Linked DNA regions of Homo sapiens: region 2 is linked to region 1. The links are chromatin contacts, found by Hi-C or POLR2A ChIA-PET in ENCODE. All regions are on one chromosome and are shown on one strand. The core of a region is the stretch at or near the end of the contact, and the rest is flanking DNA. Distances in the headings are between cores, read along the strand shown. Region 1 overlaps ITGB5 (integrin subunit beta 5). Region 2 overlaps KALRN (kalirin RhoGEF kinase).

Region 1 (6,585 bases), core at 1,069-3,568:
CTGATATTCTATGTGGGTGGGACCAATGAAGCTTTCAATGATGTGTCTTCCAGGGAGGGTGTTTTTGAAATCAAACTGAGATGATAACCCTGAGAAATAGGATTGGACTTTTTAGCATCTTCTTTGTTACACATTTATAGGCATTGTTCTAACAAGGGTGTCTGTAGCATTCACCAGAATGTCAAAGCAGCCCATGACCCAAAAGGGTCAGGAACTCCTACTGTAGCAGGTCAGTGAGGTGGCTGCCCCTGATGGGTTGCCCCTTGCTGTTTAGAGCTTGCCTTTTTCCACCAAGAATTCGAGGCATCTTAAAGTGAAGACGTTATGCAGCTGGGTATCTATCAGAAGGATCAGGACGTGTGGAGGGGGAAGGTAGGAAGAGGATGGGGGTTGTTAATGGAGGGGGCAGTGGGGTTGGGTTGAGAGGAAAAGGGGTGGCACTAAGAACCCGAGCCTCTTTTTCTCTTGTCCCCATGTTATGAACAGTCTCTGGTCCACTAAATGCATTCAGTTCCCAGCTTCCTAACCATCAAGATACCAAACCTATTATACAGGCCCCATTGTATGACAGAAGGAAGCATCAGTCATGGGGAGAGATGGACTTCCTGACATTCACATCCAAGAGAAAGAAATTGGATATGAAGGCCTTCTCACTGACACATCACCCAACCCGTCTTGGAGGTGGCTCTCGCAGATGGGGGGCTGGCCAGGCAGCGACTGTCTTTCCCTCCTTCCCATGGGTCCCTCCCAAAGCAGCAACTGAGCAGGCAGGGCCTCTGGGGGCTGAGAAGAACTGTTCCTCAGGCGCAGCCCCCTCACAGCTGTCTCTCCTATTCTTCTCCCTCCAGCTCTTATGTTTGCACCCCTGGAGGGTCTGAAGGCCTGAGTAGGAGCTGGGTCCTGACTATGAAGTCTGGAGCCCCAGAGCTGGGGGAGAACAGGATGCCGGGTGGGAGAGACCTAACTAGGCCTTCTCAGCTGGGGGACCTCCAGAGGAGCCCCAACGCTGAGTCGCAGCCAGGACCTCGGAGCCCCAACGCTGAGTCGCAGCCAGGCCACAGCTGTCTGAGTGCTCACAGCCTCCATGCAGGCAGTGACCCAGCTCCAGGCATGTTCACATGCCATGCCCTGTCTGCATTTCCAGTGCCCACTGGACAAACCCCCAGCTTCCTCAGGCACCTCACACCCCACAGGCGCAACACCTCTTCCGGAGCCTCATCCCAGCACTGTCACTGTCACTGCCTTTGCGTCTTTTACTTCTCCCCGCCTCCTCTCTGCCAGTCTCAAAGCTTGTTACTAGCTGTATTAGTCTGCTCAGGCTGCCGTAACAAAATATCACAGACTGGGTGGTTTCAACAACTAACTTTCTCATAGTTTTGGAGGCTGTGGAAGTTGATCAAGTGTCAGCAAAAATGGTTTCCCCTAAGGCCTCTCCTGTTGGCTTGCAGGCAGCCACCTTCTCACTGTGTCTTCACACAGCTTTTCCTCTCTGCAGCCCTGGGGTCTCTACCTGGTCTTATAAAGACACCAGCTGCATTGAGTTAGGGTGCCACCCTATGACCTCATTTAATCGCAATTCATTCTTTAAAGGCTCCATCATCTCCAAATGCTATCACTTTGGGGCTTTAGGGCTTACAACAAATGCATTTTTGCAGGGACACAATCCATTCCATAACAGCTGAGTATACAAGGATGTCCTCAGAAGCAAGTAGGAACCATGGTATTGGATGTCCTCCAGGGAGAGGGAGGAGCTAAAGGGCATACTCCAGCAGAGAAGGACCTTCTGTCCTCCCTGCCCGTTTTTCCCCATCTGTTTGCTCTTACCTGAAATTCATCCCAAGAGTTTCATGATAATCACCTCAAGCTTTGATCCTAATTAAACAAATTTAAAAATCACATTTCTTCCCTGGAAGAGGTAGCGATTGGTTAGTTTAATAAAGTACTAGTCAATCAAGCTGAATGAGAATTCCCTGGTTTTTTTTTTTTCTTTTTTGTAGAGCCAGGGTCTCATTGTGTTGCCCAGGCTGGTCTCGAACTCCTGGGCTTTGGCAATCCTCCCACCTTGGTCTCCCAAAGTGTTGAGATTACAGGCGTGAGACACCATGCTCGGCCAAAGGCCCATTTTGATAAAAATATCTTAAAATTACAAAATGACCCATCTGGGGGTGGGTTGTGAAATGAAGCGTTTGGAATAGATTATCTTTGTGGTCACTTGCAGCTCGCTGGATAACCTTTAAAATTATACATTGGGTCGGAATCTCGGGAGTCAGATCTCCAAACAGCTCATGCCAAGAGCTTCCAGCAGGGGGCAGCAAGGCACCGTGAGCACTGGTTCCGTAACATCCCTCGGCGTCAGACGAAAACACCCTCACTTTCCACGTCAAGTGGAACTAGAACAAATCCTCCTTTGCTATCTGTGGCTCAAGAATGTTGTGCCCAGGCCAGGCGCGGTGGCTGACGTATGTAATCCTAACACTTTGGGAGGCCAAGGTGGGAGGATCGCTTGAGCTTGGGAGTTGTAGACCAACCAGCCTGGGCAACATAGTGAGACCTTGTCTCTGCAAAAAATAAAGTATTATCTGGGTGTGATGGTGCACACCTGTAGTCCCAGCTACTTAGGAGGCTGAGTTGGGAGGATCACGGGAGACCAGGAGATTGAGGCTGCAGAGAACTGAGATTGCACCTCTGCACTCCAGCCTGAGTGACCCAGTGAGATCCTCTCTTAAAAAAAAAAAAAAAGAATGTCGTGCCCTTAGAGAAAATGAGATTCTGAGCCAGTTAATGATTTGTCTCCAGGAAACCCAAAATTAAACATGAGAGAAACCCAAAGTTTCTTCCAAAATTACATTTATTTTTCTCAATTCAGAAAAGTCTCAACACCACAATTTATCTGTTTAATGTTTTCATTTACATTTGGCTTTATCCCAAAAAGGGTTTAACAGTGTCACCAAGTTACCAGGTCTCTGTTTCATCATATTTACACAAGATGAAGGAAACTCAATCTGTTCGTATTTGCCCCAGGTAATAGGTTCTATGTAGTGACAGGCATTTCACTATTTGACTTAGTGTTTGCCAAAATGAAGTAAGGGGAATTGGGTCCAGAGCTGAGGACAGATCCATTTGGAATGAAAGCATAATAACCTTGAAGTTATTCCAGTGACAAAAAATGATCAGTGAAAGATTTTCTAAGAGCAAGCAGGAATGAGGAGGCTGGCCCTCTGGCCAGCATGAGATGGGGTCTTAGGAACAGTTTGTCATTCAGTAACCTCCTAACAAACACTCGGGCAAGCCACTTCCCCTCTCTGAGAATCAGTTTCCTCTTCTGTACATAAGGGGAGAGGGTCAGTCAACCATCTTAGATATGGGAACTTAAGGGGACTTCATGGCCCTGCGGGAAAAAAGCTCAAATGTGTTTTTTTGCATTGGGCCTGCATGGGACGTAAGTGTTTCGGGAGTGAGGGGAGGCCTTGGAAGGGAACTGCTATTGCTAATGATGATTAAGAGATGACTTCGTGTGGGAACCACCACTCAACCCTTGCTTGTCTGTACAATCTATTTCCAGCCTCAGCCCCTCAGAACAAGGGGTGGTTTTTATGGTGTCTAGCCTGGAACTCTCTGTCAGTAAAAGCTGGAAGGGGCCAAAGGTATCTGCTCAGTGTTCCCCCTTGCACAGCCCTCACTGCCCCGAGCACCTCATGCTTACTTGACAAGCTGCAGTCTGGAGTATCAGACCAGCCTGTGTCCCATCCCTGAGGAAGTACACGGCCGCTTCAATCCCCACTGGGGGCACCATTTTAAGTCCGCTCAGAAAGAAAGAAACACACAGAGAGTATCAGACAAACACAAATTCTTTTGGTTTTAATCTTTACTTCCAATCCCAAACAATCTTGTTTCTTTTCATTATAAAAGTACTAAACAAACACGGACAGGAGAGGAAACTGACATTTGCAAACGATGTACCTTCAACAGGCATCTCAACAGCCCCATCACCAACACCTGTGTGCAAGGCATAGCCATCACGCAGAAAAGTCTCAGGACTCAGAACTACACCATAAATGCAGGATCTTTTTATTTCATATAAAAATGATCAATGTGAAAAAAGCCAAACTGTATGCTGGTTTTACAGACTCCGACCCTTCCTGACAGTCTTCTTGTCTGGCCAGGCTGGGGGCCCAGCATTCCTGGAAGGGAGAGACAGCCCAGCATCTCAGTATTTCATTGGGACAACAAGCTGGATGTGGCAGGGAAAGCTGAGAGCGCCAAGGTCCCCTTGCTTTATCCCAAGCTCGGAGGGACGCAGCCTGGCATGGCTCTGGCCTAGCAGCCAGGTGACATGGCCAGGCACCTTCCTGTACAGGCACTGTGGGCTCCTGGCCCAGGCTCACTAGAAGGTCTTCTCTGTGGTGCCTACCTAGGGAGCTGTGATCAAGCCGAGCAGCCGTGCAAGGCGTTTCAGTCTGACCTTTTCATCAGATCCCCGCTCCAGCCCCTCGGAGAAGGAAACATCAGTCCACAGTGCCATTGTAGGATTTGTTGAACTTGTTGAAGGTGAAGTCCACAGTGTGCGTGGAGATAGGCTTTCTGTATAATGGATTTGAAGCCTACAGAACACGGCGGGGAAGAGGATGAGGACACATGTTAGCTCACACACTCAAACCGACAGACGCAGGCCCTAGGATCCCTTCCCAGGTCAGCCCCCTGCGACAGCAGCAGGCAGAGCACTCAGGAGGAGACGGCCGTGGGCTCTAGGACAGCTCTGTGTTCCCCAGGAAAGCCATCGCCTTCTCTAAGCTTTCACTATCCACCTCTGGAAGGAGGAGTTGGGTCAGAAGGTCTCTGAAGTCCCTTCCAGCTTTAACAGAAACCAAGCCCAGGTTCAGCAGAAACTGACTGCGCTCAGTCCTCTGGGCATTTGCAGTCTGCCTGGGGTGACCAGACTGCAGGTGTGAGTGTTGTAATGGACCATAAGAATCTGAGCTTTCCTGTTGGTCTGTGCTCTCTCTGAGACTGGTCAGACTCTTCCTGAGGCACGCCCAGCGCCTCTGCCCCCATGACCTTCCTGACCTGGGTCTGGAACAGGGATCTGTGCAGCTCACTCTGCACTGGGGCTGTGCAATTCTCTCTCTCCAGAACTGGGCACAGCGTTTCTGGTGTTGATTCTTTTGTTTTTAATGCCAAAGACATTAGTGAGCCTCTATTGCTAACATACCGCTGAACTCAACCACGCCTCTGAGCTTGAAGTCTCCTCTGCTTCCCATTTCCCACGTGCTTACCATTTCATAGCGGGCCCTGGATCGCTCGCTCTGAAACTTTGCAAACTCCCTCCGGTCGTGGATGGTGACAAGCAGCTTCCAGATAGCCAGGAGTGCAAGCCCAACAAGGAGGATGCTACCGACCACAGCCAGGAGGATGGTCATGGCGTTGGGGGTGTTTCCACACTCTGGGGGGACCAGAAGCATGGTAAGCAAAGCCACTAGCATCACCATGCCCCTCTCACGCAACTGCAGGCATTTCTGAGATGAAAGTTGCACCCCTTCCAAAGGCCTTCTCCTCGGCTCTCCCTTAGATCCTCAGGAGGGTTTCCCCAATGTACAAAAAATGAAAGATTCAAAAGGGACAGTGACTGTTCTAAAGTCACACAGCAAGTGTGGCAAAGTCTAGATGAGGGCCCTGGGGCAGGGCTGCCTTTCCCCTCATGGGCAGCACCCACATCCCGCCTGGCCCAGTCTCCATTGCAGGATGCTGGACCCGCTCAGCTTTCGTGTACATGGTTTCAGGAGCAGACTGGGCAGGCAGGAGGTACCATGAAGCCACATGAAGCCACTTCCACAAGGTCTGGGCTGGGGGCCAACATTTGTAAGCCTTTAGCGTGGTGTCCCTTGGAGTAAATGTGCTTGTTTTCAAAGAACCTCAGACACAGCATTGGAAACAAAGCCTCATTCTTACAGGCGTGCATCCTAGGCTGGTACCACACTTCTCTCTGCCTCTGGCCTCAGGAAGGCACATTATGTGGTTGGGCTCAATTTGGAAAAATAGTTTGCAGTGCTGTCGATTGAAGAGAGCAAATCTTTTTCTGCTCCACCCCTGCCTCCCTACCCCCAAGAAGAATGTAAGGGGTGATATCAGATATTCCAGTTACTCCAAGGCAAAGGCTATTGGTCCCTGGGTCCAAGCAGAGGCAGAATGTTGGTATTTGGATTAAAGCTTGACCTCTTCAGTGGTGCTGGGAGCTGAGCATGGGAGCAGCAGGAATGTTGAACCCAGTGCTCCGTTGTCCTTGGAATCCATGCTGGGAAGCAGCAGTGGCCCCGCCCAGGCTGTGTGTGGAGCTGGATGCTCCCTGACTTGAGTGATACCCTGCCCAGCCCTGGTGGTCTAGATGCCCTGCACCCTCCCTGCAGAACACAGCAGCTCCTTGCTGCCTTTGGCTGTGCAGGGTAGGTATGTTCTGTGGTTACTTTCACGTCTGTGCTCCTCCAAGATGAGACCCTCCCCAGGGACAGGGCCCTATCCTTCTATAACTCCCATTGCCCTGACTCACGCTCCCACTAGCGCTTGCCCCAAGAATGGGCCCCCAGCTGCACA
Region 2 (6,585 bases), core at 1,921-4,420, 190 kb before region 1:
CCTCTGGGGGTTGTGGAATAGGACAGAGTGGTCTCATCTGGTGTCAGGAGGTTGGAATCAATTCCTTTTTCAATTCCCATAAGAGAACTGGTCCTCTTAGCATTTGCAGAGAGCACCAAGTCAGCACTCTTGCAGGCTGTGTGAAGCAGGGACTATGTGTGAGGGCTAAGCACCTTGTGAGTGCTCAGGCCATGACTATCACCCCAGAAATGGGGACAAAAGAACCACAGGATGGTTCTTGATGATCCACTAGCACAGGGTTCCCAACGCTGGCTGCACATGAGAATCATCTGGGAGCTTTTCCAAATGACAATGCCCAGACCCCACCTAGAACAAATGGAATCAGAATCTCTGGATGGGGCCTGAGGGTCAGTATTTTTAAGTGTTCCATAGGTGAATCTAAGGTGCAGTCAGGGTTGAGAACCACTGCACTAGCCCGGTCTCCTCTCTTCCAAGAGAACACTCAGGCTCAGGAAAGCAAGGTGACCTCCCTGAAGCCACAGGGAGTCTGTGGCCAAGCTGGAGCAGACCAGGGCTCCCAGCACCTGTTGAGCTTCTGGGTAGTGCTAGGGCTCCTCTCTGCCCTTCCCTCCTCTGCCTTCTGTGGGAGCAGTGGTTGGTTATTTCCTCCTGATAAGTCTTGGTGTCATTCATGATGGGGTTGGTGAAAAAGAGTGGGGCTGTGTGTCAGAATTGGGGTGGGGCTGCCTTTCCTGCTACTTTACTGCCACTCTGACATCTTAGGGCTTCTCACTGGGATTGGGCCCTCCAGCCCTAGTCCTGCCTTTCCACAGGCCCCTCTCACTTTCACAGCAGCAGGTGGTGGAGGGCAGCACCTCCCAAGAGGCAAGCCTTTGTAGCAGTGGTTTCCAACTCTGGATGCACCTTAGAAACCACCTGGAGGAGGTTTCTAAAAATACTGATGCCTCATATCCACCCCAGAACAATTAATCCAGCTGCCAAGGACCTGGACATCAGTATATTTTTAAGTTCTTTTGTGAAAAAAATAAAAAGAAAAAAATTAGCCGGGCATAGTGGCATGCACCTGTAGTCCCAGCTATTCAGGAGGCTGAGATGGGAGGATTGCTTGAGCCTGAGGGTTCAGGGCTATAGTGAGCTGTGTTCACGCCACTGCACTCCAGCCTGGGCAAAAGAGTGAGACTCTATCTCAGGGGGAAAAAAAAAGAAGAAGAACAAACTTAGTGATTCTGATGTTCCCTTAGGGTTGAGAACCACTGCTTTGTGGACTCAGCACCCCCAGGGTGTCAAGCTTAGGAGATACTTAAAGATGTATTAGAAAGGTTGAGGGTTAATGTCCAGATTATATAAAGAACTCCTGCAACTCAACAACAACAACCAAAAACTAAATTTAAAAATGGACAAAGGACTTAAACAGAAATTTCTCCAAAGAAGATATACAAGTGACCAATAAGTACATGAAAAGATATTCAACATCACTAATTATTGCTAGGAAAATGATAATCAAAACAACAATAACATGTCACTGCAAAGGATGGCTATTGTTTAAAATGTGCACACACAGAAAATAACAAGTGTTATGAGGATGTGGAGAAATTGGAACCCTTGTACACTGCTGGTGGGAATGCAAAATGGTACAGCTGCCATGGAAAACAGTATGGGATTCCTCAAAAAAGTAAAAATAAGATTATCATATCATCTAGCAATCCAACATCTGAGTATATATCCAAAGGAATTGAAAGCAAGGACACAAGCAGAAATTTGTACACCCATGCTCATAGCAGCATTATTCACAATAGTCAAAAGGTGAAAGCAACCCCAGTGTCCAGCAACAGGTGAATTGAATATATACATACAATGGGATACTCTTCAGCCTTAGAAAGTTAGGAAATTCTAACACATGCCACAACATGAATGAACCTTGAGGACATTAGGATAAGTGAAACAAGCCAGACACAAAAGGACAAATACTATATGATTCCATTTAAATGAAATACCTTGAGTAGTCAACTTTTTAGATGTAGAAAGAATGATGATTGCCAGGGGCTGGAGGGAATGGGGAATTAGTGCCTGTTGGGTACAGAGTTTCAGTTTTGCAAGATGAAAAATGTTCTGGAGATGGATGGTGATGATGGTTGCATGACAATGTGAATGGACTTAATGCCACTGAACTGTACACTTAAAAATGGTGAGAATGGCTTTTAAAAAGTATTGGTCCTGGGTACTTCTGCCCCAGGCTCCAATAACCAGTCTAGGTTCTTCTGTACCTGGCTGTACAGGACACCTGTGTTCCTTTTCCTGTGCACTTTCTTCCCTGGCTGGGGCTGAGGGTCTGGAGAAGCTGTAAGGAAATACCTCTCTGCTTATGAAACCAAGTCCAAGGCTTCCCCCGTGAGCCTCAGAAGCAGATGCTCTAGAGGAGAGGGACAGTGGCCCATGGCACCCCTGGCTTGTTCATGAGGAGTCCTCTCCCTGAAGGCCTCCTGATGATTTCTGCTGTTACCACCTACTTGGCCTCAGGAACAGCTTCCCCATGCTGCAGAAGGTGGTGGAGAACCGTGGATAAAACTTGGGCTCTGAAGGCAATTACCATCAACAGCCTGAGAATGCCGGGCAAGTTTGATAATGTCGACTTGTGTTAAGTGTGTCACCAACTCACAAAAATACCTAACATTTATTGAGCTTTACCATGGGTCAGGTTCTGGGTTGCTTTATGCTAATAGCAATAATATTTTCCTCATCTTACAGATAAAGACACTGAGTCTTAAAAAGATTAGGTAATATGCTCAAAGTCACATAGCTGACAAGCAGTGGGCCTAAATTTGAACCCACGCCTGTCCATTTCCCAAGGTCTCACTTTACCACTGTGTTCTACACCCTCCCAAGTCTGAAAGCCTTTGAGACAGGCACTTTAGTTTATTCTCCCATCTGACTTGGCTTGTTAGCCAGTCTAGCTGAATCTAAGAGCATTAACCCCATTATAGTTACACATACCCACCTTCCCACTCTCCCTCTCACCTCTGGCCCCAAATGCCCCACTCTCTAGGAGGAGTGGTAGTAATCAGAGACAGATTTTGTCCTGTGGGTGCTTTGCCAACTAATAAGATTCTGATGTCCTCAGCTGGAGCAGAATGACTCCAAGGAGCACTCTGGACAGCAGGCTGAGCTTAGTCCAACTCTGATAGCGGCCTGCCAACCCCTGGTGCTGGCCCAGCCTGTTCAACAGATTGTCTGCAGGATGGAAGTCCCCTGCACTTTCTGCTGCCAGGAGCCAAAATGCCAAAAAGTTCAGGCTCCTCTGCCTACCAGGAGAGTCCTCCAAAGGTCTTTCTCTACCTCTTACTTTTCAGTATAATTCTGCATTAGGAGCCCTACCCTCAGGTTTTTCATTTATGCCATAATGCCTAACATGGCTTCACTATGGGAGGCTAAAAAAATAATTAGAGGATGAATATTCCCTAAACATTTCCTTTCAGGTACGAAGTGACATGTTATAAATTGCAGCTTGCTGATTTACTTTATCCTACAGTCCTCAATTGCAGGATTGAAGTACGATCCTTCAATCCTCTTCATTTGTATAGGATTGTACTGGTAATTGACTAGATGTGAGGTAGTCCTTTGAGATTCAGAACTCACTTCCTCATAGAAGCAGAAGTATACATGGGAGTATGATCAATGAGGGTGAGAACAGGTTTCCACACTAGCCCACAACATTTTCCTTTATATTAGCATAGCTGAATTACCCTATGTTTGCAATGAAAAGGTGTGGTATGGTGTTTTTAAAAATTATAATACTGTTGGGTAAGAATAGCTGAAACCCAAAAATAATGCATTTGAATAAGAAATGTTGTAATTTATTTGAGTACTGATACTTTTTGAAGAAAAGTATGTTTAAAGATAGATGGAGAGAGTCTAAAAGGAGCTCCTTGACATTTTTCAGAATCATAAAAAGTTAGAGTTGAAACTTACTCTTTTTATAACTGGATAAAACCGGTTCTTGAATAGATTTAATTTGACTCCAGAACATTGGCTTCTTTTGGCTCCTGGGATCTTAGAATTGAAAAGCAGGTGAAAGGTGTTCTAGCTCACTCTCTTTCCAAATACAAGAAACCCCTTCCACAATGTCCTTGACAAGTGGTCAGCTAAGCATTACTTGAGCACTTCTAGGGACTGGGAGCTTATTACTTCTAGAGCCTGTTGGATTTTAGTGTAATTCTAAGGGCTAGAATATTCCTCATATATTGCACTGAAATCCAAACACTTTCTACCCACGTCTCCTTCTATTCTCCCCCGTCCGAGCCCCGAGTGTAAATCCACCAGTGCTAATTATTATTCTCCCTCTCCTTCTGATCTGTATCTAGAAGAAAGTAATACAATTTGCAGATAAAATGTTAAACACTTCTTTCCTAAGCTATATAAGCCTAGCAATTTCTCCATAAATCCTTTTATTAAACGCTTAGAGCAGAACAAAATGTTTTTAATTAAATTCAACAATCCTGACTTGTTTAAAGTGATTGTTTGTGTTTATGGATTAATAGTCCTTTCCAATGTCCTTGGATTTGAGAACTTCACAGTCCATCCTTACCCTTGAACTTTGGGCATCCCCTGGTTTCTCACTCACAGACACCTGATCTGTTGTCCTCTCTGGGCATAGAGCTTAGAGGCAAGTGCCTTCTACTCTGAGACTCTCTATAGGCTGGACTTTTTTCCTGGTTATTCCCTACAGTCATTCATATTGCTATTTGTTCTAAAGTAGCATTTTTATTACCTTTTATTCATGTCTTCCTGAATTACCTCTAGGATCCTTTCCACTTCTAAAAATGTCTGTTTTTTTCTCTCTGCATCAGGTAATTACCTTTGTTAATTTAAAGGGATTAACCAAAGTATCCTGTGTTTATTTTATTTTTTTTCTATTTTTTATTTTGGAGACAGGGCCTCACTCTGTTGCCCAGGCTGGAGTGCAGTGGCAAATAGCTGGGACCACAGGTGCTTGCCACCATCCCTAGCTAATTTTTGTATTTTTTTGTAGAGATGAGGTTTCGCCATGTTGCCCAGGCTGGTCTCGAACTCCTGAGCTCAAGCAATCTGCCTGCCTTGGCCTACCAAAGTGCTGGGATTACAGGTGTGAGCCACTGCACCCAGCCAAAGTATCCTATTTTTGATGCATATAAGCATAGCATAAATATCTTCATTTTGAGGTCCAATTTTTTAATTTGGGGTGCATGAAATCTCCATTTTTGTAGTAAAAAATGGTTGAGACTGGGTGCAGTGGCTCACATCTTTAACCCCAGCACTTTGGGAGGCCAAGGCAGATGGATCACTTGAGCTCAGGAGTTCTAGACCAGACTGGGCAACATGGTGAAACCCCATCTCTACCAAAAATACAAAAAATTAGCTGGGCATGGTGGCATGCACCTGTGGTCCCAGCTGCTGGGGGTGGAGGTGGGGGAAGGGCTGCAGTGGGAAGGGAGGTGGAGGTTGCAGTGAGCCTAGATTGTGCCACTGCACTCCAGTCTGGGTGACAAAGCAAGACCCCATCTCAAAAAAAAACAAAAAACAAAAAACAAAAAAAAAAACAGGTTGAATGTCAGCAATTTCAGTTAAAAATGGCCCAACCTAATGTATTGTAATCTACTGTTTTTTTTCCTTAAAAGGGTACTGGCAAATCTTTGAAAACGGAACAGAATTTAGTTCTCAGGGAATCAGATGGGGTGGGAAGAAGACAGGGTATGAAATGAGAAGCCACTTATTTTGAGTAGAATGTCACCTAATCTTCCTGGGTTTAGCTTCCACATTTATGCAAAAGGAAGCTGATAAAGATGCCTATGTAACAGAGTTGCTGGGAGGCTCAAGGGTAGAAATGTTAAGTAAAAGTGATTTTTAAACTGTGAGGTTGGTTTTATTATTATGTGCACAGGCTGATTGTTTAGGATAAAACAAAAGTTGTCTGTGGCTTTACCTCGGTATGCAGTAGACTATAAAAACATGGTCTGTCTGTAATCCCAACACTTTCAGAGGTTGAGGCAGGAGAACCTCTTGAGCCCAGGAGTTCCAGACCAGCCTGGGCAACAGAGCGAGACCCCGTCTCTAGGAAAAATTTTTAAAAAGCCGGGCATGGTGGTGAGTGCCTATAGCCTCAGCTACTTGGAGGGTTGAGGTAAGAGGATCACTTGAGCCCAGGAGGTCGAGCCTGCAGTGAGCTGCCATTGAGCCATTGCACTCCAGCCTGGGCGGCAGAGCGAGACCCTGTCTCCAAAAAAATGTCTTGGGGTGGAAGGCCTGAGTCTGAATCCTGGTCACTGGCTAGATGATGACCTTGGGTAAGACACTTAAAATCTATGAAATAAGCCGGATGTGATCATACACCTGTGGTCCTAGCTGTCTGGGACGTGAGAGAGGATGGCTTGAGTTCATTGCTGCAGTGAGCTATGATTGCACAACTGCACTCCAGCCTAGGCAATGGAGCAAGACTCCATTTCTAAAAATTCTAACTTTAAAAAATCTGTGAAATTGATTAATAGCACTTAAACTCCAACAAGGTAGACTTTGCAGTCCAGTTATGCCCCACCAAAGGTGGTCAGTTAATGTGAAGTTCCCTGCCTGCTC

What was found. A loop is a pair of places that touch in the nucleus more often than their neighbours do. ChIA-PET counts read pairs that join two places held with the same protein, here RNA polymerase II (POLR2A). Pooled maps may share reads with other maps.
Region 2: a map of PC-9 shows a loop between it and region 1 (5-fold over the local background). The contact joins two enhancer-like sites. A Hi-C loop is called at or near these places in 7 of 168 maps with a recorded cell type or tissue (A673, Caco-2, HCT116 and 4 more) and 10 of 50 pooled maps. POLR2A ChIA-PET finds 5 or more read pairs at or near these places in 1 of 52 experiments (BJ).

Annotation. Positions count from the first base shown.
Region 1 is chr3:124,759,118-124,765,702 of GRCh38, forward strand. ITGB5 (integrin subunit beta 5) reads right to left here. Exons shown (of 15, transcript NM_002213.5): 14 at 5,274-5,440; 15 at 2,831-4,601. The coding sequence ends at 4,506. Among named protein-coding and RNA genes, the nearest start is that of MIR544B, 30 kb to the left of the region's middle. RefSeq lists enhancers at 449-1,038, 1,039-1,628, 2,165-2,459. Within about 2 kb of position 2,319, at least 4 of the 41 ENCODE cell types and tissues checked have a DNase peak (open chromatin) inside an H3K27ac peak, as active enhancers do.
Region 2 is chr3:124,566,805-124,573,389 of GRCh38, forward strand. The region is part of intron 34 of KALRN (kalirin RhoGEF kinase); the gene reads left to right. All of the region lies in intron 2 of LOC105374076 (a long non-coding RNA gene), which reads right to left. Among named protein-coding and RNA genes, the nearest start is that of UMPS, 160 kb to the right of the region's middle. Within about 2 kb of position 3,171, at least 2 of the 41 ENCODE cell types and tissues checked have a DNase peak (open chromatin) inside an H3K27ac peak, as active enhancers do.